2 separate regions of the Homo sapiens genome follow, and region 2 is linked to region 1. A link is a loop called in an ENCODE intact Hi-C map of the cell type or tissue named here. Cell type or tissue: IMR-90. All regions are shown on one strand. Links, peaks and the distances in the headings refer to the core of each region. The heading gives the core; the rest is flanking DNA. Region 1 holds the start of PRKAB2 (protein kinase AMP-activated non-catalytic subunit beta 2). Region 2 has its middle 11 kb from the start of GJA8.

What was found. A loop is a pair of places that touch in the nucleus more often than their neighbours do. Peaks named below come from ENCODE experiments on the same cell type or tissue, not always from the same donor. Only the 100,000 strongest peaks of a DNase experiment are listed, where the experiment ranks them.
Region 2: a loop joins it to region 1, with 17 times the contacts of the local background. A loop is called at or near these places in 2 of 110 quality-filtered maps.

What each region holds. Positions count from the first base shown.
Region 1 is chr1:147,168,014-147,176,350 of GRCh38, reverse strand. PRKAB2 (protein kinase AMP-activated non-catalytic subunit beta 2) reads left to right here and starts at 3,881. Exons shown (of 8, transcript NM_005399.5): 1 at 3,881-3,922; 2 at 4,184-4,362. The coding sequence starts at 4,207. It also overlaps a transcript of CHD1L not described here. RefSeq lists silencers at 3,552-3,781, 3,952-4,221. In IMR-90, for the core only: a CTCF peak has its summit at 3,654 (motif pointing left); a DNase peak (open chromatin) is centred at 3,800; H3K4me3 peaks cover 3,544 bases; H3K27ac peaks cover 2,709 bases.
Region 2 is chr1:147,887,918-147,896,254 of GRCh38, reverse strand. No RefSeq gene overlaps it. Among named protein-coding and RNA genes, the nearest start is that of GJA8, 11 kb to the left of the region's middle. In IMR-90, for the core only: CTCF peaks have their summits at 3,356 (motif pointing right) and 5,867 (motif pointing right); a DNase peak (open chromatin) is centred at 3,374; H3K27me3 peaks cover 179 bases.

The DNA.
Region 1 (8,337 bases), core at 285-8,284:
CCTTTGGAATCTGAAAGGAAAAATTATGATACTATTTGGGGAAAATTCTGTACCTTTGAATTGGGTCTATCTTCCTTTAGGTGAGCAGAATCACTATTATTTCTCTGCCTGTATAAAAACTATAAAAAGATTAAAATCAATGGTATTTGTTTAAAAATAATTAGTTTACCCAATGGTTGAGTAGTCTCTTGTGTATAAACTCATATATTTTGCTAATGCTGATTTTATTAATAGTTTTTAATTTAGGCATAATTTTCATACAATAAAAATTTACTTTTTATTGTACAGTTTGGTAAGTATCAATAACTCCACTGCAGTCAAGATACAGACCTGTTCCATACCTCCCCTTCAAAATTTCTTCATGCCCTTTTGTAGTCAATCACTCCCCACCCCCCACCCCCAAGTCCTGGCAAACACTGATCTGTTTTCTGACCGTATAGTCTTCCTTTTTCCAGAATGTCACATAAGTGGAGCCTGGCTTCTTTTACTTCCCATAATGCATTTGAGATTCATCAATATTATTGTATGTATCGAGTTATTCTTTTATTACTGAGTAGTATTCCATTTATAGCTATGCTACATTTTAATTATTGATTCACCAGATGTATTAGCCTATTTTCACACTGCTATAAAGACATACCTGAGACTAGGTAATTTATAAAGAAAAGAGGTTTAATTTACTTATAGTTCTGCATGGCTGGGGAGGACTTCAGAAACTTACAGTTATGGTAGAAGGGAAGCAAGCTCATCTTATGTGGCACAGGGGAGAGACAGTGAGTGTGTGTGAATGAAGGAAGAACTGCCAAACACTTTTAAAACCATCATCTCTGGTGAGAATTCATGCACCATCACAAGAACAGCATGGGGGAAACCGCCCCCATCATCCAATCACTTCCCTCCCTTGACACGTGAAGGTTATAGGTCCTTCCTTCAACACGTGGGTATTACAATTTGAGATGAGATTTGGGTGGGGACACAGAACCAAACCATATCACCAGGTGAAGGACATTATGTTTTTTCCATTTTAGGGTTTGTGTTTTTTCTATTATATGAATAAAGACATATATGTGTTTACAGGTTTTGTGTGAACTTGTTTTTATGTCACTCGGATAAATACCCAGGAGTGGGAATTAGTATGCTGCATGATTAAGTAAATGTTTAACTTTATAAAAAAGATCAGATTGTTTTTTGAAACAGTAACCATCAAGATCAGATGTTATACCTATCCTTGGTCATAAATGGAGGATGAAACTTGGTGAGTGGAGATGGGAATATAAACCTCCAGATGCCCAATTTAACCTGTCATCCAGTTCTGTAAAATCAATCCTTCATTCTCACATCCTCACTTCTCAGAGGAAGCGAGGTCTCTTTAGCAGTGTGTGTAAAGGCTTGCATGTGAGGCTGCCCATGTTATTTTTCTGTTTATTAGGCAGAATGATTGATCTGAGGAGACCAGTGGCAATGACATCCTAGACACAGTAACATCAGGACAACCCATTACTTTTCCTATTACCTCCTTCTTTTCCTTTCCTCTAGAAAGAAAGAAGAGCATTGGGGTGACAGCAATAAATCTAAAGGGAACAATTATACTGATACTGGTTAAGAGGATCTTGTATCTTTACTTATTCCCGAATCTAAGAAAAAAAAAAGGAATTTGGGACTAAGGAGAATTCATTCTTCCTACAGTGTCACATTACATTTGTTCTGTGTCTAAAACCTGCAATATTCAAAACTGACTTTTATTATTAACTGTTGAGTGACTTACAAATGTTGTTAGAGCAGAGCAGGGCAGAACAGTGTCATGGATAATCTTCCAAAGCAGATAATTCAAAAGTCATTTCCATTTAGCTGTGCAAAAACAGTTTATTTCTCTCCGTCAGTTTTCCATTGGTTAACGTACTTTGTTTCTGCTAGGCTGATTTGACTACTGCAAGGAAATACATACCAAGGACATATTATTTGGCATGGTGAAACCACCTTGGGGTCAGAAAACTGAATACTACACAAGTCAAGGTTTAATGTATTATGTATCTTCAAGGGCCTTGCTTCAGTGTCCTATGGTAAGGAATTGAGGGGTGGAGGGAGAAAAGTAGGGATAACCAAAAAGCATGTACTCAGACATAAAGATTTTGGAGGGGTGAGCAAGAAGTTGCAGTAAAATCGTACCTTTTTTTTTTCTTCCTGTAAACTGTCTTTGGTTTATGAGCCAAAGAATGAGTTTATAAGAGGCAGAGCAAAGAATAGGGGAGTAGTGAATTTGTTGTACTTAAGTGGGATGTCAACTTCATAATATAAAAATGAACGTTTCAGCAAATAGAGCTGCTCACTCAGAAAGGGTGGCCTATGTAACTTGGGGTTCCCCATCATTGGCCGTGTTTAAGCCTAAGTGGCATATCTGGTTAGAAATGGATTACAGTAAACAGTATTCCTGTATCCTTCATTCCGCAAATGCAAAAGCCTACTCTGTATAAGGTACATGCAGAATATGAAAAGGTATCAAATCTGGATCTGCTCTCTGCCAGCTGTCAAAGCATTGCTTCTCACACACTTTAATGTGATCTTGTTAAAATGCAGATTCAGAACCCTGGGGATGGGGCCTGATTCTGCATTTCTAACAGGCTCCCAGTTGACGCCAACACTGCTGGTCTGTGTAACACAGAGTGATAAACGTTTCTAGAAGGAGACATGCAAATACTTATAATACAAAGGTAAGTACCTTAGGGATTCCACTAATTTTCATAAAAAACCTGGATCCCTCCCAACCCTAGGGCTGTCTTTGCCCTTTTTATACCTTTAGTGTTCCTTCTGATGTTTTCGTTGTTGCTATCTTCCTTGAATTTTATTTCTTCTGAGGTTTCTCACTGTGTATGCTGTTTCTTAGCCTAGGAGAGCCTTTTCGTTCTTCTCCTAAGACTAACATTTTACTAATTTGTCAAGGAGCTAGAGCTCCTAAACACGCCATCTTGAATTCTTCCCTGCGACCCCAGTCGGGCTGAAAGCTCCTTCCTTGTCGCTCCCCACTGAACAGATTTTTCTTGGGGCGGGGAGAGGGGGACGGAGTATCGCTGAGTCGCCAGGCTGGAGTGCAATGGCGCGATCTCGGCTCACCGCAACCTCCGCCTCCCGGGTTCAAGCGATTCTTCTGCCTCATCCTCCCAAGTAGCTGGGACTTCCGGCGCGCGCCACCACGCCCAGCTAATTTTTGTATTTTTAGTAGAGCCGGGGTTTCACCTTGTTGGCCAGGATGGTCTTGATCTCCTGACTTCGTGATCTGCTCGCCTCAGCCTCCCAAAGTGCTGGGAATACAGGCGTGAGCCACTGCGCCCGGTCAGAACAGTTTTAACCTCCAGCAATGACCACTGCTTCCTTCTGCCTGCAGTTGGAAGTCAGTTTCAGTTTTCTTATTCCCTATAAGGAACCCACCTCTCCGGTCGCCTAACACACAGATGCTGCCCAGAAAACGTGCTGGCGCACCTGAGGCGGGGTAGAAAGCCGTGCCGCTCCTCCCGGCACCGAGCACCGGAGCCCAGGGAGGCGGCCTCCGAGTGTCATTTGGGGACGTCCCTTCTGCCGGGTAGTCTCAGAGGCCAAGCGCTCCTATTATCCCGGGCGCAGTCTCCCCAGGCGGGACAGGCCCTGCCTGGCGCCCCCTCCTGGCGCTGGAGGCTGCGTGCGACTGCCCACCATCGAGGCGGCGGCGGCGGCGGCTAGAGAGGCCGGCGGGTCCCGGGCGCCGAGGCTGCAGGCCGCAGGGAACGCGCACTGGGCGGACTCCGCGCCGCCGGCCTTGTAGCCATTTTAGGAGGAATCGCTGGTCGCCAGCGAGGGGTGCGGCTTCAATTTCAATAACTTTATTGGTGGCCTGATCTGCAGAACAGCCATCACATCAGTGGCCCTTGGAGGAGGGAGCGCATCGCCCGAGGTGACTGGAGTGGGGGCGCCCCTGGCAGTGAGCGCGGGGACGCGGGGGAGGTCCCGATAGCGGGTTTCCTGAGCTAGGGCCAGTGAGGGCACCGGGGTATTTGCAGGCGTTCCCGCAGGCCAGGAGGGAGAGGGCTCCAGGGCTCGGCTTCCCTGGGGCGGGGAATCCCTTGCCCTGTCCCGAGGCGCAGGGGCGGGGCCGGGGGGCGCCCCTGACGCGGCGGCTGAGGTGTTCCCAGCCCGGTGTCGTTCCCCGCGGTAGGTGGTCCCCGACGAGCTGCAGCCATGGGAAACACCACCAGCGACCGGGTGTCCGGGGAGCGCCACGGCGCCAAGGCTGCACGCTCCGAGGGCGCAGGCGGCCATGCCCCGGGGAAGGAGCACAAGATCATGGTGGGGAGTACGGACGACCCCAGCGTGTTCAGCCTCCCTGACTCCAAGGTAAGCGTCCCATGCCCGCAGTTGGTGTCAGTACTGCAGCGGGTTGATTTCTGGGCTCCTCTTCCCTTTCTTGGTTCTTTTCTACCGCGCCGAACCGGGCTATGGTTTTTTGAATTAAAGGGATTTATCGGGGACAGAGGTGTTGGATGATAATTCCTCTTGAAGTGCCGCCTCAAAATAGGATAAAGAGGCGGAGTTCTTGCTTTCCTGGTGTTCTGACTAATCTGTTGGCCACATTTTTAGGATGGGGACAATAGACATCCCCCCATCCCCGATCCTCCGAGCACGAATGGCTCTCTTCCATAGCGTTGCTGAATTTGTAGTTTGTAATCCCTGGTGGACAACTTCAGAGGGTAGGTTGCACGAGTTGCTGACCATAGGTGGTAGTTTCTCACCTTTGCCCTGAGGTGGCTAAATGAAATTCTTTTTCTGAAAATTTCTATGTATCAGTATCATTTTTGCTCTTCTAGCAGCTCTACAGTTGTGATCCTCTTCCCTTTTGGCACGGCTGTAAGCAGCAACTACTTGCTTATTGAATACTTTCTCCTAGTCTTGGGGATCAATTAAGGACATCATTTAGTTGACTGCTTAATTTTTGTCCCATACTTTATAGTTGTGGTGGCTGAGGCTGTGCCTCTTTCACGCCCCGCTGCTGCTCCGTAGGTGGAAGAGCCAATGATTCCACGACTTGTTTACTCCTCAGTAGTACTTCAAAATGTTGCGTGGCTAAAAAAACGACAACCCACAGCTGCCCTGAAGACCTTGCTCTCAATTCCAAGGACTTTCAGGAAGAGAACAACTTGTTTTCACTCTGTAAGAAAGGACAGATGGAGCTGATAGCAGCGATTACCATTCTAATGTTTCTAATGGCTTTCAGAGCTGTCAGCATGAAATACAAGTAATTCCTCCAGGTAGACTGACTGGATGAGATAGAAAAATGGAGGGCTTGAGGAGATTCGGGTGTGTTTGATGTTTCCTATCATTTCATCACTTCCCAGGGAACTGGGGCTTTAGAGAGTGAATAGAGTATTGTTTGCCATATTGGTAGCACATGGAATTTGGATTCCATGATTTATTTCTTTGGATCTCAATTGATAACATCATCACAGCCTGGCGCAGAGGCTCACGCCTGTAATCCCAGCACTTTGGGAGGCCGAGGCGGTTGGATCATTTGAGGTCAGGTGTTCGAGACCAGCCTGACCAACATGGTGAAACCCCGTCTCTACTAAAAATACAGAAAAAGTAGCCGGGCATGCTGGTGCATGCCTGTAGTCCCAGCTACTCGGGAGGCTGAGGCAGGAGAATCGCTTGAACCCGGGAGGCGGTGGTTGCAGTGAGTTTAGATCAAACCACTGCACTCCAGCCTGGGTGACAGACTCTCAAAACAAAAAAACAAAAAAACAAAAAAACCAACCATAATCACAGAGAAGTGAGAGTGATTAAAAGGAGCACTTATTGGGGTTTATTCTCCAATTCTCCATTCTTATTTGGGCTATCTACAAGCCATCTGAATTTACTTCTTCAAAGCTTTCGAAAGGTGATCCGCCTCATTATATTTTTACCCTTTTCCTATGTTGATGACTCAGGATTTAAATACAGTGTATTTGTCGAACTGTGACTGCAGTAATTGGTGTCCTGATTAAAAGCCAGGTTGCTCTGTCTGAATTGGGGCCTATTTTGTATTATTCTTATCTCTCACCTCAGTCTTGGCATTTGTGAATTAAGAAAATTATTCATATAATTTTCAGATTGTCTGAAAATCAGATAATTCCTAAGGTCTCATTTAAGTCTAAAATTTTATAGTTCTCAATGTAGCCTCTTTACTTCTAAACTCAACATTTTACTTAAACATCAAACTGTAGTTCTGATTGTCGTTTTGCCTCTTTTCCTGGTAGTTTTGCTGAGTAACTTGGAGTAAACAATCTTTCTGCTAGTCAGTTGCATTCATTCCTACTACAGAAATGTCATGTCATAAGTGGAAGGGCTTTCCTCCAAAGCTAGGCATATTAATAGTTTGTAGCTTTCAAATTCTAAACTGAAAATCCTGTCATAAAAGTAACTGACAGAAACAGTGGCAGGGGGGCCTACTTTGCTTTGAATGCCTGCCTTTTTCAGTGGACTAGTTCAGTGGTTCTCAATCCTGTTTGCACATTAGAATCACCTCAGATTTCTTTAAATAGTTTTTGGAAAATTTGAAACACTTTCAAAGTAGGGGGAAACAGTATAATGACATCTATATACATGCCACCCAGTTTGAACAATGATCATATCTTGAATGAACATATAACATCTATACCCCAGTCCACTATTCTCCCACTAGTTATTTTGAAGCAAATTCCCAGATATTATATCAAGTATTATTTTATCTGTAACATTTTAGGATGTACCTCTAAAGATGAGGGTTTTTTCTTTGTTATTTTAACATAATCACGGTATATCTGGGAAGCTTTTTTTCCTTTATTTTAACATAATCACAGTGTTATCTAGAAAGCTTTTTAAAAATAGGTTCCCAGATCTTACATCCGAATCTGAGGGTTATTCTTAGGCATATGTCAAATTCTTGTAATTCTAACGCAGCCAGTTAGTCAAGAGTGCATTGTTCTGAGAATATGTAGTTTTCTCTTAAGTCAATTCCTTATGTGAAAGTCCTTTCAATTCTCTTTCTCTATTTACTTTGGATTATCCTGCTACTGATATGCTATACTGTAGTTTTGAGGAATATCAAGAGAATGTATGGAGGGAAGCTATGTCAACCATTTTGAAAAGAAAGCCCAAATGAATAAGCTAGTCCTTTTTTTAAAAAAAAACCCACATTATTCAATTTAGTAATATTTAGGCTTAATACTATACAGTCTTATTTACCAAAGTCACTTAAACCAGTCTAAAATAGGGGTCAGCAATCTTTCTGTAAAGGGCCAGATAGTAAATAGTTTAGACTTTGTAGACCATACAGTCTCTGTTATAGCTACGCAATTCTGCCACTGTAGCCTGTAAGCAGCTATAGACAATATAGGTAAGCAAGGCAGGTATGTTGGTTCACACCTCTAGTCTCAGCTTCTCTGGAAGCTGAGGTGGGAAGATGGCTTGAGCCCAGGAGTTCGAGGCTGCAGTGAGCTATGATTACACCACTCACTGCATTCCAGCCTGGGTGACAGAGCAAGGTCCTTTCTCAATCAATCAATCAGTAAAATAATAGGTAAACAAATGGGCAGAGCTGTTTTCAAATAACACTTGATAAAAGCATCTGGCTTACTGGCTGTCTGCCAACTCTTGGTCCAAAGGATAGTAATGAAAAGAAACAGGAGTTACTGTTTTTACAATCCCATAAACCTCATTTGATAAGAGAGCTACTTTTGATAAAGGAAATTGTATTTTTGATCTCTTGCTTCTTGAGGTTCTAGAATTTTTATTCCTACTCCTGAAATAATTAGTATAAGCCTGGGATAGGGGAATAAGTAAGATTTCATAGCCACTTCTCAAGTTTTAAGAAATCAGTGATCTAGTTTTTGAATTTTTAATGTTTCTTCTTTTTACTTCTTAGCTGAAATACAGTTTATGAATTACTTATGAATTTTGATATCTCTGACTTCCATTACAACTGGTAATTGAGAGCTATTCATATTTGCCTATAAAAATATATGGCTGACTTAATTATCTTTTACAGAACCATACTTTGTTTTCATTTTTTTTTCCTCTGAAGAAAGACTCAGAAGCATATCATAATTGCCTGCCTATGAGTTAAACTAGTGGTAGGGAGTTATTTTTTTCTTTTTTTTTTAAGGGAGAGTCTAAGGCTCTGGAAGGGTAAGTGACACAGGTAGACTCAAAAGTTAGGCTATGATTTAGGCAGTGCTTGAGCATAGGCCATTTGACCATTTTTGGTCCTAGATGAGTTCTTTTTCTATAATTTGTTCAAACTCTGATTTAGTTGCTAATTTTGGGGTTTATATCCTTAGCCAAAGCCTAGCACCCTTC
Region 2 (8,337 bases), core at 116-8,115, 720 kb before region 1:
ATATATTTAATAAAACTACAAATGTATGGCATGAATATCTGCACATTGAAAAAAAACTAACAATATAGGGGCATGTAGGGTAAAAAGTAAAGGCCTCGGCCAGGCATGGTGGCTCACACCTGTAATCCCAGCACTTTGGGAGGCCGAGGCAGGCAGATCACCTGAGGTCAGGAGTTCGAGACCAGCCTGGACAACACAGTGAAACCCCATCTCTACTAAAAATACAAAAACTAGCCGGGCATGGTGGCAGCCACCTGTAATCTCAGCTACTTGGGAGGCTGACACAGGAGAATTGCTTGAACCTGGGAAGCGGAGGTTGCAGTGAGCCGAGTTCGTGCCAGTGCACTCCAGCCTGGGTGACAGAGAGAGACTCCGTCTCCAAAAAAACCATAAAAATAAAAAGAGTGGAGGCCTCTCCTTACCCTCTTGTTCCTATCCTACCATCACTGTGACCATGCTTAACAGTTTGATATGTGTCTTTCTAGATGCTTTTTCTATGCATATATGTATGTACATGTCAATGAGATCAACGAATTGCATATTATTGTGTGACTTGCCTTTTTCCCTTAATATATCTTGGTGATCTTTGCAGTGCATGCAGATCAACCTCATCCTTTTAATGTCTGTAATAGTATTCCACAGTAAGGACATCCTGTACGTTTATTTGGTCTGTTCTCTATTGAAAGACACTTAGATTGCTTTTTTTCCTGTCACAATATTTTTAAGTAGTAACATCCTTATGAATATATTTTGAGCACATGTAGGAATATTTCAGGAGTGTGTAGAGGTAGAAATGATTGTTCAAAAGAGGTAAAATTTAAAAGTTCATAGGTACTACCAATCGCTCTCAAACACACTGTACCATACTACACTCATATAGCTGTCAAGGGAGCACTTCGTTATGTATTCTTACAATCACTGGCTATTGTCCAGCTTCACATTTTTTACAATGGGATGGGCAGAAAGTATCTTATTTTAGTTTGTGTTTTTCTGGTTACTAGAGAGATGGCGTGACTCCTCATGTTTACTAGCTATTTGCCTTTCTTTTTTCTGAATTGCCTACTCATATCCTTTGTCCATTTGGGTAGGGGGAGCAGTTGTCTTTTCCTTATAGACGTATAAGCTCTTCTTATAGACTATGGTTATTATTCCTCTGCCACTTATGTTGTAAAACTTTTTCCAAATCATCACTTGTCTTGCAAGTTTACTTTTAGTGTGTTTTGCTGTACAGAGAATTTATATTTTTATCTAATCAAGTCTGTCATTTAAAAATGTATTGTTTCTTGACTTTGTGCCTGGCTTAGAAAGCCCTCTACATTTCACTTAAATTCAAGAAACCAGTTAGAAAAAAATTTTGCCAGATCAGCTTCTGTTTCAGTTCAGCATTTAAGCCTGGATGCTTAAAAAACTGGATTATGATAGCAATGTCAGTACTGCTGATTCTCCTCCTAGTTTTTAGTCCTCTTTCTCTGCTGGCATTAAACATAATGATAATAAAGGAGTACAGTCATCCCAAAGTATCTGTGGGGGATTGGCTCCAGGACCACCCGCAGATACCAAAATCTATACAAACTCAAGTCCTGTAGTCTGCCCTATGAAACCCGTGGATATGAAAAGTGAGCCCTACTATAATGCAGATTTCCAAATCTTGCCTTCCTACCCATGTTTGGTTGCTGATGCAGAACCCACCAATATGGAGACAATACGGAAGGCAGACTGCATTTATTGAAGAACACCTGTGTATAAGTGGACCCGCACAGTTTAAATCATTTTGTGCAAGGGTCAACTATATATACATATATATAATTCATCATCTTGGTGCATCTGGAGACAGATTTTATCATCATTTGCAAGGGCCTCTTCTGATTCGCAAATCAGAAAGTCAAACCTGGGGATTATCTGTGACATTTCGCTTTTCCAATGTGTTTTTGTCTTGCATTTTATGGCTCTGGATGCCTGATTTGTACTATATTCAGATATCACTGATGGATGAGATAGGTGAGAAAGAGCAAGAATGTTATTTTTATTTTATTTTTTTAATTTTAACTTTTTTTTTTTTTGAGACAGAGTCTCACTTGTCACCCAGGCTGGAGTGCAGTCATGCAATCTCGGCTCTCTGCAACCTCCTGGATTCAAGCAATTCTTGTTCCTCAGTCTCCTGAGTAGCTGGAATTACAGGTGTGTGTCACCATACCCAGCTAATTTTTGTATTTTTAGTAGAGATGGGGTTTTACCATATTGGCTGGGTTGGTCTCAAACTCGTGACCTCAGGTCATCTGCCCACCTCAGCCTCCCAAAGTGCTGGGATTACAGTCGTGAGCCACCACATCCAGCCCTGTTTTTCTCCTTTATAGGCATATTTTCTACCTTTTTACGGAGAGAGAGCTTTTTTATTTTTCTTTTTGCCTTTGCTTTTTGTTTTGGAAATTGCTTGTCTCTTTTATGTATCTCTAAGGCTGTCATTACCCTTTCTTGGGCCTGTAACTTCTCACTCAGAAGCAACAGCGTAATTGTCACAGCCCGTCTGGGTTGGTCCTCTTATAGGTACTTGGTCTTTTTGGTCTCAATGTATGTGAAAGACAGAATAATGGCCCGCAAAGATGTCAGCGTCGTAATCCCTGGAACCTGGGAATATGCTATATTACATGGCAAAGAGGAATTAAGGTTTCAGATGTGGAATTAAGGTTCCATTCAAACCACAATTCTCAGTTTTTCCTGGCTCCAAGCGATGCTCTGTTCTACAGAAAGCAGCCACTCACTCTTAAGAAACGTACTTGCTGGGCATCTGATTGGCTTTAGGCTCACAGATTCCTATAATTTGCATATTCCGGTGGTAATTATTCTTCCTATAATTATTCTAGAATCTAATATACAACTGTGCTTTGGTTGCCATTCATGACAAAGAAATAGCTGTGGTCTGTCTGTGCCAGTTACTCTGAATTTCACAAAGGCTTGCCTCTTTCCTCATTCTTTACTACTTGGTTTCTTTTCAACTCAAGTTAGAGATTTGAATCTGACCAGATTTTTTGGAATGAATCTAGACCTGGAAGCAGGAAAACCTCAGTGTCTGTAGCTTAATCTAGTTGGTCTCTCAGTCACCAAGGTCTTCAGTTTGTCTGTCTTGTAAGTGGGGATAATGCATCTCATGTACATCAGCTGACATAGTTCCTAACCCACAGGAGACTCAAAACAAATATTGTTTTCTTCCCATCTCTCAGTTTTATGGCCTGTAACATGGGTATATTAATGAGACATACTTTGCCAAGGTTTTTTGAGGATTAAATAAGATAATACAGATATTCAGAAAGAAATGCAAGCTTGTTTCCTTTTGGAGTCATGCTGCACTCCTACCACTAGATGGCATGATCAGCACAGCCAGCTGGTGAAAACAGCTCTGAAGTCTAAGGGAAAGGGATCCCACTTCGTTTTCTTTTCTCAGGATGAAGTTTGGAAATAATTATCACAGATGTACTGAAGAAGTCTTCATTTTTGCTGTAAATCATGTATTACCATCAGAGATTTTCTTGGGCAGTAGACTTCCCTGAGGAATGGTTGGAAGTGAGGCCTAGAAACTGGAGTGGTCTCTTTGAAACGTCGTTTGATCATGTCCTTCCCATACATGCCTCTTTTATCGTGTCCTTCCCAGACTTTAATCTCACTGTGGTTTGCTGTCACCTATTCAAGTACATATAAAATAAGTCACTCAGGGCTGGGTGCGGTGGCTCATGCCTGTAATCCTAGCACTTTGGCTGAGGCGGGCGGATCACTTGAGTTAGAGTGAAACTCTGTCTGGAAAAAAAAAAATCACTCAGGTTGAGAGTGAGAGGCCCCTAGTCCTGCCCCTGAGGCACCACAGTGGAGCCCTGGAACTCCGTGAGCCATGGCTGAAGAACCACTGCAGGAGGAAGCTTGGGGCCTTTAGCATGGCACATAGGGCCCTCTGCTGTCTGATGACTGCCAATTTACTCCAGCCCATCTCTTGCCACTCATAGCTTTGCACTGGCTCTCAGCACCTATGATCTACCGAGTTTCTTATGCACATAATCCTGTTTCTTGCCTCTATGCCTTTGCCTACGCAGTCCCCTCTCTATTTTGAATCTCCTCTCCCCTAACTGACTCATCCGTTGGGGCTCAGTTTGGGCTTTAACTTCCCCAGGACTTCTTACTTGACCCTATCTAAGTTGTTTTCTAGTAGTTCACTTATGTGTCTGCATCCCCCACTAGTCTGTGAGATTTCTGAGTACAGGGAAAGTCTCTTACGTCTATTTTATAAAGGCCTGGCAAATGAAAGAACTCAATGGGTTTGGAGAAATGAATGAGTGATGAGTAGAGAGAAGGGCACCACCTAGATGAGGAGGTAGGAGATGAAGATGTAGGAGATGAAGATGTAGGAGTGGCAAAGGAAAATGAGTGTTTTGAATCTAGAAGTAAGGGGAGTCCTTCCCCAGCTGCAGGCTGAGCCCCCAGCAGGAGACCAGGTGAGCCTTCTTCTCTCAAAGCCTCAGTGGCAGCCCTCACAAGAGGTCACCAGGGGCTGGGAAATTGGAACTCCTTCAGCCACAGAGCAGCTGTTAGAGAAGCACTAGCAGTGTTGGGAGAGGAGGACCTCGGGATGGGGGCAAAGGCTCCGGCTGTCCCAGAGAGACAGTGCAGAAGGATGGCTGTTTGACTGCCCAGGCTCCAGGGACAGCAGGCTTGCTTCTAAGAATCATTTTGACTGTGATCTTCGAGGCCTGGGGTTGGAGGGCCTAAATCTGCCCAGGCTGTACTAAAGGCAAGTGTCCTACCAGGGATGACCTCTGCCAGAAGGCCAGAGGGCGGAGGTGGATCTCAATCTGAAACTGGGAGGGGAAACCACTTGAATCTTAAAAAAATCGCTTCTTACTTCATTTTCCTTCTGAGCGGGTCCCTAGACATCCAAACAATGCCTCTCCAGGCAGCCTGGCACGGCTGTCATAAAATGCAACTGAAATCTGTATCTATGGAAACAGGCTGGCTCCTCGTTTTTGCCTCTCTCACTCCCTGCTTCTGTGTTGGCCAGGATGGGGCTAGACTCCAAGCTCTGCACTCTGATGTAGGGGCAGCTTCATCCATGCTCTGATGGACCTCCTGTGTCCCCCTTCCTTTTACCTCCTCTTACCAGAGGCAGAGGAGGTTCTGGGAGAGGGTGACCTCGGGATGGGGGCAAAGGTTCCGGCTGTCCCAGAGAGACAGTGCAGAAGGATGACTGTTTGCCTGCCCAGGCTCCAGGGACAGCAGGGAGTGACTGACAGGGGTGCTGTAGGCTCGATGCCCCAATCTGGGCTTTTGGGATTGAGGCCCAGACCTTTATCCACTCAACAAAATTAATTCCCTGCCTCCTCCACCCACCCTAGGCTTGACAGCAATTCTCTGGTCCTTTCTTTCCGTTGCCTGAAGAGGTGACTTAGTATTCCTTAGGGTACATATGTGATGGTGTTTGGTTTGAGAGGTTTATTTAAAAAAAATATTTTGGGGGGATTTAAGATGAATGAAAATCATTCTGCTTCAACTTGGCAGAATGGACTGAAATGGAAACAAAGACAGCACAACTCTTTTCTTCTCTAGCCCTGATGTGCTGATTTACTAAACCAGGAGTTTTCTTGCAGGGGCAACCTGTTTTCAAAACACACTGCAGACAGGTCTAGCTTAGCTGACCTGTGTGAACATCAATGGGGAGGGTAGAAGGAACAGGGTGATGGCATTCGGGGATCTCACCATTCTGACAAGACACAAGTCATTCAACAGCCAGAGGTTCTGAGGACAGCATTTCCACTCCCACGGGGTGCCCCTGTCTGGGCAGCCCAGGACAGCGTCCGGAATACCGCAGAGCTTGGCCCTGCGCCACGAGGGGGCGATGCCGTCTCTCTTTTGCTCCACGCACTGTAGTAGACGCCTTCAGAGCCTGAGGGCAAAGAAAAGAGGCTTACTCCAAGTCTGCAAAGGAGAGTCAAGTGAACTCTTTTTTTCCACACGGGAAAAGATGGATATGGTCTAAATGGGAGGGGCTGGGAGGACAGGAAATGCAAAGGGGGACAACCTTGGCTTTAATTTTACTGTATAACCACACTCTCTGGGCCGGTTTCCTGGTGCCTTCCCTTTCACCCTGTTTAGTGATCATTATACTGGTGGCACTGGATGCCCCAGAGGGTATCCCTCTTTTTCTCCTCTTACTTTTCTTCCTATTCAGAAGTCCCTTTTATCACGGAAATATTTGCCCTGTCTCCCACAGCACCACAAATCCAGAATCACCAACCCGAGGGTTTCAAGATTCTTTGCTCTATCCCCTCCCTTCTCTCAGACCTGTCCTTATTTCCTTTGGTCCTGCACAATTCTACTGTATCCCTGATTGTACCAGGGGCAATATTTGATGATAAAGGGCAGAGTAAATTGTAGAGCATTAGGTTCATGTGATGACAAAGCAAAGGGCAAAACTTCAGCAGATGGCAGGCCTTGATCACTGGAGACAAACATTCTGGGGCCTTTCTGGTTAGGGCAATGGAGAACCCATTCTAAGAGTTATGGCTGAGATTGTGTGAATTTAACTCACCCACCTGCAAATCAGAGACAGACTTGGCTACAGGAAGCCTCTGTTGCTAGGGGCAGAATTGGGGAGCTTTTGGGACCTTCTCTCTTGTGAGTTGTCCATGGCCTGGGCTTGCACTCCAAAAGCCTCCTGGCTAATTGAAATCCACTGGTACAGCTTGCATCAACAAAGACTCCAGGCTCCTACTCAGGAGTTCATTTTGCCCTTGGCCTACCTGTAAACCCATTAGAGTGGAGAGTGCAGAGGAATTTCTCTCCCCACTAGGTCCAGCAAACACATTTTCATGTCCTTGTAAACGATGAGGGAGTCTTCCATGGAAGACTGTAGGTAGAGCCATCACTGGCTTTCACAACATGGTTTAGTATTTTTGTTGTCAGTCTCTATAATCTGGCTATAATTCTATAATTCTGGCTCAGAATCTATCACTTACTAGCTCTGTGATAGGTGGCAAATTAACCCTTTTAAATCTCATTTTTATCATCTGTAGATGGAGATGATTATTATGAGAACTTAATGAGATAATCTATGTTAAAGTACTCGGCCCAATTGCTGGCACATAAATGGTTGTTATCATTATCTTGAAATGCAGTGGAGTATAAAGGCTAAGCCAGCTGACTCAAATCTGAGCTCTACCACTTACCGTCAGTGTGAGCTCAGGAAAACCATTTGATTTCTATATGCCTCAGTCTTCTCAGATGTAAAATGCAATTTATTTATTTGAGACAGGGCCTCTCTCCTGTTATCCAGGCTGGAGTGCAGTGGCACAATCATAGCTCACTGTAACCTTGAAGTCCTGGGCTCAGGTGATCCTCCTGCTTCAGCCTTCTGAGTAGCTAGGACTACAGGCATGTGCCACCATGCCCAGCTAATTAGAAAAAAAAAATCTGTAGAGACAAGGTCTGGCTGTGTTGCCCAGGTTGGTCTCAGGCTCCTGGCCTCAAGTGATCCTCCCACCCCAGCCTCCCAAAGCACGGGGATTATAGGCATGAGCCACCATGCCTGGCTAAAAATGAAGTTTAATAATCACAGCTATGTCACAGGGTACTTAGGACTGAATAGATAATGTATGCAGTGCACTGAAAACAGTTCTTGGCATATGCTGAGTACTCAAAGAAGGCTGGTCATCACTGCCTATAAAGCTGTGGTTTGGATTATCCAAAAGTTACCTGCATTTTGCTCTAGAATACTAAGATGCGTGTTTTAGTTAGCAGGAGAATTATTTTCTTATTTGACTTAGTTTGCAGTAAGGTGAATCTGTATTTGTTACTTGTACAACTGGTTAATGCTGGGGCTGGGGCTTAGAACATGGCTGAGGGAGACTGGTTAGAGATGCAAGATGTGCCACAGAGAGTCCAGAAAACAGATCACTTTGAGGCACTTGCATGGCATCTTTTCACTAGTGCTCCTGTATAGTTTATCTTTTACTACATATCAGTTTAGAAAGAAAGATTTTATTGTCAAACCAATTTTGCAGGTAGAAGAGTAGGTGAAAGAGACAGATTACGTGCCCTGCCCAAAGGTCACAAAAGCAGGATCTATATCCACATGGCAGTTGCATTTAAAAATAAAAATTAATCAAAGTAGCTTTTGGCTCTGCCTGACAGGACAAGTCATAGACAGTGTATTTAATGTGTCATTAGACGGTGTTGGCAGCCTTCGTCACAGCTGCAGTGAATCTGGGGTAACACCAGGAATACAGCACCTCTCTGATTATTTATTTTTAGAGTCTCCAACAAGAAAATTTTAAGAAAAGAAAAAAGAAATCATTGTGG